2 separate regions of the Mus musculus genome follow, and region 2 is linked to region 1. The links are chromatin loops, found by intact Hi-C in ENCODE. Cell type or tissue: heart. All regions are shown on one strand. Each heading gives the region's core, and the rest is flanking DNA. Links, peaks and the distances in the headings are about the cores only.

Region 1 (4,394 bases), core at 320-4,319:
TGATACCGTCTTCCCAAAGACCTGACATCCTCCTGCCTATTTGCAAGATTATATTTTTTAAATTCCTCTCTGTGATTTCAGATTTTACTTCAACTACCGTTTCTTTGAACGTGGGGCAACAAAGTTATATCTTAACTCTTTCTAAATTTCAGTGTGACTATAAAAACCCCACCTACCAGTAATCTTTTTACCTGAGCCAGTTTACTGTGGCTGTACATGTCTGCCCACATTTCCTTTCCGTGCCTCCTGCTGTCCGGCAGCACTGTGTCATTTCCTGACTGGTCCCCTCTACCGCCTGATAGTGGAAACTTCTTGTGATACTTTTGAAATGTTTACCTGTCACACTTTCCACACCAGCTCCTTAGTGATGATGTTGCATTTTCTAAGGCCACCAAGGGGATGCTGTCTTTTCCACGGAATTCCATCCTTCTAAGTCCAGTTCGAGTGCCCCCCCCCAGAGATCTTACCTCTCCCCACTCCTGTAGACAACATTGTGTGTTTATTTATTTATTTTATTTATTTGTTTATGTTTTTTTTTTTTGAGACAGGGTTTCTTTTTATAGCCCTGGCTGTCCTGGAACTCACTTTGTAGACCAGGCTGGCCTCGAACTCAGAAATCTGCCTGCCTCTGCCTCCCGAGTGCTGAGATTAAAGGAGTGCACCACCACGCCTGGCTTAACATTGTGTATTTAATCAGGAGGTAGGAGATAGATGGGTTTCTAAAATGTCCTGAGATTTCACCCTTGTGCCATGTCTGGGCCCTCATAGCCCCTGCAACAGAATCTAAGCTTGATGTCATGATTAGGTCATAGTTCATAGCATAGGTGACTTTAAGAAAGTGAAATGGTCAGGGTGGGGTCTCACCGAATCGCATGAACCCTCCCCAAGCAGTTTAGCCAGAAGCAGAAAGCATCGGGATAGTGTTCCCATCTGGCCTGAAGGAACTCAGATACCCAAGCGAATAGTCAGGGATGGGACTTTAATCCTACAAGTGTGAATGACTGGATTCTGGCAGCCACAGGGGGATCTTGGAGGGCCTGAGCTGTAGATGAGATGGTTTGGCAGCCCCAGCCAGCATCCCTTGCCAGCCTTATGCCCTGCTGAGCAGAGCCAGTCTACCCTGTGACTTGATTTCTCCCCTAAGAACCACAGCAAGGGCTGCAGAGATGGCTCCGCAGATGTTCTCTCCCAGAGAATCCAAGTTCAATCCCTACCGCTTACAGGGAGACTCACAACCATCTATAACTCCAGTCCCAGGGATCCAGCGCCCTCTACTGGCCTCTGAGGCTACAAGGCATGTGTGCAAACAAAGCATCCATGTACAGAATAAAAACCATATTGAACACATGAATGATGGGTGTCTCCCCAAAGCCTCTGCATGCGCGGCATTTGTTACACAGTGAGAGAAAAGAGTGACCTGGTCAGTAATAATTCCCTCCTAGTCTCTACTCACTGTTCTCCATGCGGGAATCACACCTTCCTCGTGATTGCATCTCCCTGAGAATGAGATCTGTTCTGGTGGGGTTTCTGTAGCTGCTGTAAGGGCTGCCCCCCCCCCGGGGGGGGGGTAGAGAAGGTGGATAATGCTGACAGCTCAGCATCAGCATATGAAGCTCTGGTTTAGACCTTGGCTCAACCTTGCTAAGCTTTGGATCACACTTTCAAATGGAAATAAGCCTGGGGTGGGGGGGAACCGCTAAACATGTAGACATTGTTGCCAGTAGGTCCTTGTGAAGATAAGGCCGATACAGGACGGACCCTATGGGAGGCTGAGGGGATTAGATGAAGTGATGTTTAGGAGTTCATGAACAGTGGTGCATGGTACCCTCTAGAAACAGTGGCTCATGCATAGTAGAAAAACATTCTTTGAAGCACTAGTCCCCTTCTTGCGTGAAGTGCTGGGTATTCTAACTTGTTTTGTACCTCGGGGTTCTGGCCCTTTCTCCTTCCACCTCCAAATCCCCATCCCAACCTCTACCTATCGGCCATTCCACATGTGATCGATAACCTCAATCCTGATCCTGCCTGGAGGCTTGATTGACAGCTGGATTGGTCTCCTGGGAGTTTAAGTTGAGCGGATAAGGCCAGGCTGCTCAGCGGTGTAAACAGACTGAAAGGTCTCATGGAATCAGGTCCCAGAAGCCGCTGGAGCAAAGCACACAGTTGTCACAGGAGAGAGAAAGCCAGCTCATTCAGAGGGACACAGCTTAGGCATGCAGCCTGGGACGGTTCCCAGGAGGACAGGGGAGGCACCACCAGTTCCCACCATGCCCAGCTGCAGTGTTCCTTGATATTTCCTCGTCCTCGTAAAGGATGTTTTGCCAACAGATTAACCCCGGTCAGAGGTCCACTGTGGAGACAGACAGAGCTGGTTCTCATCCACCGAGGGACGCCATGCCCAAGTACTGACTCCACATAAACACAAAAGAAAATTAAATTGCCTTTTCTTTGGACTTTTTCCAGAATCTGTCAGGACAGTTAAATTCCCAGTGGCCTCTGGAGGGCACTGTTTAATTAAGTTTATTTTGTGATGGCACGCAGGGCAAGAAATGTGGTAAGAAATGTGCTGTAAGGTGCTGCCTACCATTTGGTGAGACCCTACAATAGCACCTAGTGCTAGCCAGGTGAAGAGGCGGTTCTGTGGCTGTTACACATTAAACAATGGCAGTCTTAGTCGTCTCTTGGCTGTCTGGCATGTGTAGATTGCTTTTTAGAAAAGGTTGTTCTTGTTTCTTCTGGTGTGTTTTAACAGGTGCTGAACAAAACGAAAGCTTTTTCTTTCTTTTAGTTTCAATGAATGGAGAGACCCGGGGTTACAGCTTGTGAAAGGAAGCGGTTCAAATTCAGTTGGCCTTCAGTTACTCGGCGAAGGGAGACATAATTCTTATGATTTGGGGACATGTATTCCTTTTTAATTAGAAAGACAGAAAATAATGGAGCATGGGTGTAAACAGAAAGGAGAGGTGTTGAAAAAGTGTCTGGTTCATATGGGATAATTACCTGAACACACACATACACACACACACACACACACACACATACACACACACACACACACACACACACACACACCCCACAGCTTAGAAGGTGAGGTGACTCCTGCCTCATACATTCAGTTCTTCAGGCTATTGTGTTGGTTTCCAATTGGGCCAGAGCAAAGGGGGAAAGAGCTTTTTCTATCTGTTCACTGCCACCACGGTGGGAAGGCAGGAGTGAGGGTCCCTGGCAGTCTTAAGTGACAGTTCTTCACTAAGCCTGAAATAACCAGCTCTCTCTTTCCCTCCCTCCATTCCTCTTCCTCTCAGACTCTCTCTCCTCTCTCTCTCTCTCTCTCTCTCTCTCTCTCTCTCTCTTTCTTTCTTTCTTTCATAATATATTTGAGTAAAAAACCCTGCTTGCAGTTTGATGCAAGGTTTGCTGGCCAGCAAGCCTCTGGATCCTCCTGTGTCTGCCTGCCCATCACTACTAGGATTCGAGACGCATGCTGCCACATCCAGCTTTTTACATAGATTCTGGGGACCGAACTCAGGTCCCCATGCTTGTGTGGTAAGCAATCCACTGATTGCATTGTCTCCCTCACCCCTAGGCAGTCTCTGACTCTCTATGGTCTTTTTTTTTTTTTTTTTTTTTTTGGGTGCAGCGAACTTTATTGATGGTATTCAAGAGAGTAGGGAGGGCTCCCTAGGCCCCTCCTGTTATTATGGGGGTCTGGGATGGAAATTGTGAGGGAGATGCTCAGTGTTGGGGGCCGAGTTGGGATAGGGCCTCTCTCTTGCTCAGTGTCCTTGCTGGGGTGGGTGGTCCAGGGTTTCTTACTCCTTGGAGGCCATGTAGGCCATGAGGTCCACCACCCTGTTGCTGTAGCCGTATTCATTGTCATACCAGGAAATGAGCTTGACAAAGTTGTCATTGAGAGCAATGCCAGCCCCGGCATCGAAGGTGGAAGAGTGGGAGTTGCTGTTGAAGTCGCAGGAGACAACCTGGTCCTCAGTGTAGCCCAAGATGCCCTTCAGTGGGCCCTCAGATGCCTGCTTCACCACCTTCTTGATGTCATCATACTTGGCAGGTTTCTCCAGGCGGCACGTCAGATCCACGACGGACACATTGGGGGTAGGAACACGGAAGGCCATGCCAGTGAGCTTCCCGTTCAGCTCTGGGATGACCTTGCCCACAGCCTTGGCAGCACCAGTGGATGCAGGGATGATGTTCTGGGCAGCCCCACGGCCATCACACCACAGCTTTCCAGAGGGGCCATCCACAGTCTTCTGGGTGGCAGTGATGGCATGGACTGTGGTCATGAGCCCTTCCACAATGCCAAAGTTGTCATGGATGACCTTGGCCAGGGGGGCTAAGCAGTTGGTGGTGCAGGATGCATTGCTGACAATCTTGAGTGA
Region 2 (4,394 bases), core at 109-4,108, 73 kb after region 1:
GAAATAAAGCCATCATCAGGATTTCAATTTGCATTTTCTGGGTGCCTTCAAATCTCGATTTACCCCCCCCCCCCGCCCCAAGGGCTTGCAATATGTGTATTAATTTTCCTTCAGGGTCCATTTAGCAGCAACAGTCTGCAGGCTCATTTGCATTTTAATTGGGTCATTCTCCATCCCTCCTCCCCCCACCTTGGAGCTTCTCTGTGCTGCTGAGAACTGGAGACAGATGTTGTCGCTGCATCTGGGTGACTGGAATGTCAATGTCCATTCAGTGGCTACCTACCAAACCACGTGACCCCTGAATTAAAAAGCTGAGGGAATTCCCAGTTCAAGTGTCATATGTCCAAACAGCCCCACCACAGTAGAAACTGTTTTGTTTTGTTTTGTTTTTAATTAAAATTTATAACAGTAAGACTTTATTGTGTGGTCCTTCCCTCACCCCTTCCTCTTTACACAAGGTTCTTGCTTTGAAAAGGAAAATTCACAAAAAGGGGGCTCATGTCTCAGGGGACAGCTATAAGACTTTGGAAGGACCGACTGAATCGTGAGAGAGGCAGATGGGGGGGGGGGGGGTAGATGCCATTTTCCCAGACAGTGATTTAGCCGCGGTCCCGTTGAAATCAAGGCTGCACCATGACTTGACGACTTCCTATTCACAGAGTTGACACAGAAAGCTGGTGAGGCAAGCCAGAATTCAGGCTAGCGGCCTCAGTGATTCTGACATTACGGTGCTTGTAGGAAGTTAGGGCAGCATGAAATATTTATGATGGGCCTGGTGGGAATTGGCGGACCTGGAGGTTGAGAGCCGTAGAATATAGGGCATGCAGATGGCCTGGAGTGGCAAATACTTACCTCGTTGTCCCTAAGAGTCTGCATTTCATGGAGAATTGCTGTTTTCTTTTAGAAGCTCTGGTAGGGATGTCCACTCTGCAGCCCACGACCACACATCCCCGGGACACATGTACCCAGGATAGGATATGAATGTGGCCCAATACAAAATGGTAAACATGGGCACAGTTCCGCTTCTCTTTTGGTGATTCTTCTTTGTGGGTCTCAGTTGGAACTTTGCAGATGACAAGACTTTGTTGTGGTGTTAAAAGGTTAGACACACTTGATTGGGGGAGCATTATCAAGACCCTTTTCTTTACAAATCAATAAATAAAAGACTGAATTGGTGTTGGGTGTTTGTAGAACTCTGCGGTGATACCTGCGTTCTGGGAAAACATGTCTTGTTTAAATTTACCGATTTTTAATTGGCGTCACTGCCAAGTTACTTATATAAGTGTGCAGATAAGTGCAGGTATCAGAGGTTAGCCCTGATTGCTCAACACCTTCTATCTTGAGGCACAGCCTCTCGCTAAACCTAACCTGCTTGTTCTGGGGATTTCCTTTCTCCACTGTCTGCATGCTCGGGATATAAGCAGGCCACCATACCCACCTGGTTCTTCATATGGGTTCTGGGGCTCCGATCTCTGGTCTTCACGCGTGTACAGTAAGCCCTCCACCCTCTGAGCCTTCTTCCTAGCCCCACAGATAGGTTCTGACTGCTAGATAGGAGCCTGCCAGTGTACAGACGAGTTAGTGGGGACTTGGGCCTTCTCAGAGCTGGCCCCGTCTATTTTGTCTTGAGGGAAAGCAACTTTTCACAGTGCCCCTGTAGACCGTAGCTTTGTTCGTATACTCCTAAACACAGCTGTTGGGTTTTGGTTTGTAGGATAGGCCTTATTATGTCTACCGGGCTTCCAGGCTGGCCTCTGATTTACTACGTAGCTGAGGATGGTTTTGAACTTCAATCATCCTGAAGTGCTGGGTTTTCAGGTGTGCACCGCCACACCCAGTGTATTCAGTGCTGAGGGGTTGAACTCTCGCTGAGTGAACGCTCCACCAACTAAGCTATGCCCCTAGCCCAGCCAGCCCTCTTTTCTTCAAGGAATGTTTGTTGGAGGTTGGTTTACAGGGGCTGTGATGATCAGAACATATGTCGGGGAGCTATGGAAAAACAAATGTGGGGTCTGGGGCCTCATGCATTCCCTTTGATGGTTCCGGAACTCCACAGACTGGATCCCAGTAACTGGAGCTTCTCCTGTGGGAGTTTACGCATCTGTGTGTCCATGTGTATCTGTTTGTCTGTCTTGCCTGCCTATCATTGCTTTTGCCTTGGGAGGTTTTCAGGTGTAGAATCCTGGTTTGTACACTAGAAGGCCTGAATCGTTTGTCCTAGAGCAGCAGGATGCTGTATCGGTCTATATGGGGGCTGTGGAGCAGTACCGTGACTTTAGGTGTTACTCAGAGATAGGCGGCCATGTGCAGCGACTTGCTTCTCTGTGTCGCCTACCATGGTATAATAACACTGTCTTATCAGTCCTGGGAGAACGCCTTTGCGAGTCCTCAGTCAGATGAAGAGGCCCAACTTCTCCTCCCACTGGGTCCTCAATTGCCTTAGAGCCTGAGCTGAGTGTGCACACCTGTTTTTCCTTGTGTTGCCTCATACCCTGGGGGCGCAGGCTGTCCCAGCTCAGCAATCATGGCCATGTGAGCTAGGTGTGGTGGTGTTTGCCTTCTGAGACCTTGGGATGTCTTAAGCCAGCTACGTCTATTTTTAGACTGGGCTTGTTGTGATGAGAAGAGGGTCACTTTTGCAAGACTGTGACCTGAACGCGCTCAGTTGTTTTCCTGAGGGCTCCCTTGGGTATTGGTGGACTAAATATTTCATTCAGCTGGGTGGTGGCGGCAGTGCGTGCCTTTAATGACAGTGCTCTGGAAATGGAGGCAGGTGGATCTCTGTGAGTTCAAGGCTGGAGTAGTCTACCGATCGAGTACCAGGGTAGTCCAGGGTTATAAGGAGATCTCCTTATAGGGGAAAAAAAAAGTTAAAAGTTTGTGTCCAGGGGTTTGAGGAACAGAGGGGCTGCAGGCTTGTTGTGGTCAGCTTATGGGAGTGGGAAATAGATTTGAGCCTCTTATCAGAGTGTCTATCAGAATTCGCAGACGGCTCTGTGTGAATTGGCACCCGTAGCAGATGTGGTCTCATTTGTGTGTTTGTAAACTCCATGGAATTGTGGCAGATATGGGTGCCACGCGCTAGCAAGGGTTCGAAGGCACTGGTGAAGCCTGGTGCCAACACTCGGATGGGGAGGGGGGCACCGCAGCCTCTGTGGAAAGTAGAGGCTACCAGGTGGAGGTGGCAAGGGAAACTGGGGTCCAAACACTAGGTAGCCATAGTCAGGATCTCTTAGGATCCAGGGAAACCCTCAGGGCCGCAGGACTGGAGTAGGTGTGTGTGTGTGTGTGATTGTGCCTGGCGCCAGCCAGGTAGAGCATATTATAAACCCATGGCTGCTAGGAGTTAGGGAAGACAGGAAATAACATCGCTCACACTGGAGAACATACAGAAAGACAAGAGAAATGGCAGAAAGTTTTCTTAAGAGCTTAGAGTAGAGGTGCCCAGGAGGGAGGGGCGGGAGGTCCTTAGAGGAAAGGAAGGAAAGGAAAGGCAGCCTTGAGCAGAATGTGTCACTAATACACTCAGGTGGAAATGCCAGCCTCCCGTGGTTATCTGGGTGAGAAGCAAAGGAAGTCGAGACACAGAGAGAAGCGTCTGATGTCATGGGCGGCATTCTGGATGCTTTAGAATTCTTCCTCCTATATTACAGCTGGCGTGTACAATGACACCCATGCTTCTCTGGTACTTAGAGGTGGTGGATGCGTAAATGCCTACATGTATGTATGCATGCTCACCACGTGTGTGTGCCGGCGCCCTCAGAGGCCCCGGAACTGGCCTTAAAAGTAATTGTGAACTGTCCAGTATTGGGAATCAAACCCAGGTCCTCTACGAGAGCGACAGGTGCTCCTAGCCACTGAGGTACCGTTTCACCCCCAGCTTGTTAAGTAGAAGCAAACTCTGCCAGCTGGGGCTTCTGTTCTTAATTTTACAGCCACTTTATTCTTTACACCTTTTTTTCCTCTTTGCCTTCATCAGTAAAAGAGGAAACAGGACCTGGTTCATTTTTCTCCTGAGAAGGAAGACGCAGCTCTCTTCCAGCCCAGCTATTGATGATGGACTGACCCAGGAGGTGATTAGATGCCTCTCTGTGCAACTCTGGGCGAGTGTTTCATGTCTCTCTTCCGGGGAAATCCCGGGTGATGTGTGATTCTGTTCCGCCCTCGTCAAGTACCCAGTGGCCTGATTAGAGCTGGCAGCCCCTCTGGGAACTGCTCAACACTGACTTCTGAGTCCTTTAACACTGCTACGCACTCAAAGTTCCGTTTCTTTCCCTGTTGTCGCTTTCAATTAAGCCGGGAACTTCTGGAGCCAGGAGAGCCATGTGTAGTCTGGCTAGTGATGTCCACACTCTGGAATGGCAGAGAGGAGACTGAGATGTGGACAGTCCGCA

The links. Hi-C counts contacts between places; a loop is a spot of excess contacts. Peaks named below come from ENCODE experiments on the same cell type or tissue, not always from the same donor. Only the 100,000 strongest peaks of a DNase experiment are listed, where the experiment ranks them.
Region 2: it touches region 1 in a loop (2.3-fold over the local background); 1 of 42 quality-filtered maps calls a loop at or near these places.

Annotation. Positions count from the first base shown.
Region 1 is chr15:12,575,309-12,579,702 of GRCm38, reverse strand. All of the region lies in intron 3 of Pdzd2 (PDZ domain containing 2), which reads left to right. It also overlaps the pseudogene Gm2606. Among named protein-coding and RNA genes, the nearest start is that of Gm41273, 74 kb to the left of the region's middle. In heart, for the core only: CTCF peaks have their summits at 1,273 (motif pointing left) and 2,485 (motif pointing right); a DNase peak (open chromatin) is centred at 2,212; H3K4me3 peaks cover 330 bases; H3K27ac peaks cover 579 bases.
Region 2 is chr15:12,502,126-12,506,519 of GRCm38, reverse strand. The region is part of intron 3 of Pdzd2 (PDZ domain containing 2); the gene reads left to right. Among named protein-coding and RNA genes, the nearest start is that of Gm52211, 12 kb to the right of the region's middle. In heart, for the core only: no CTCF peak of the experiment used is centred there; a DNase peak (open chromatin) is centred at 2,529; H3K27ac peaks cover 333 bases.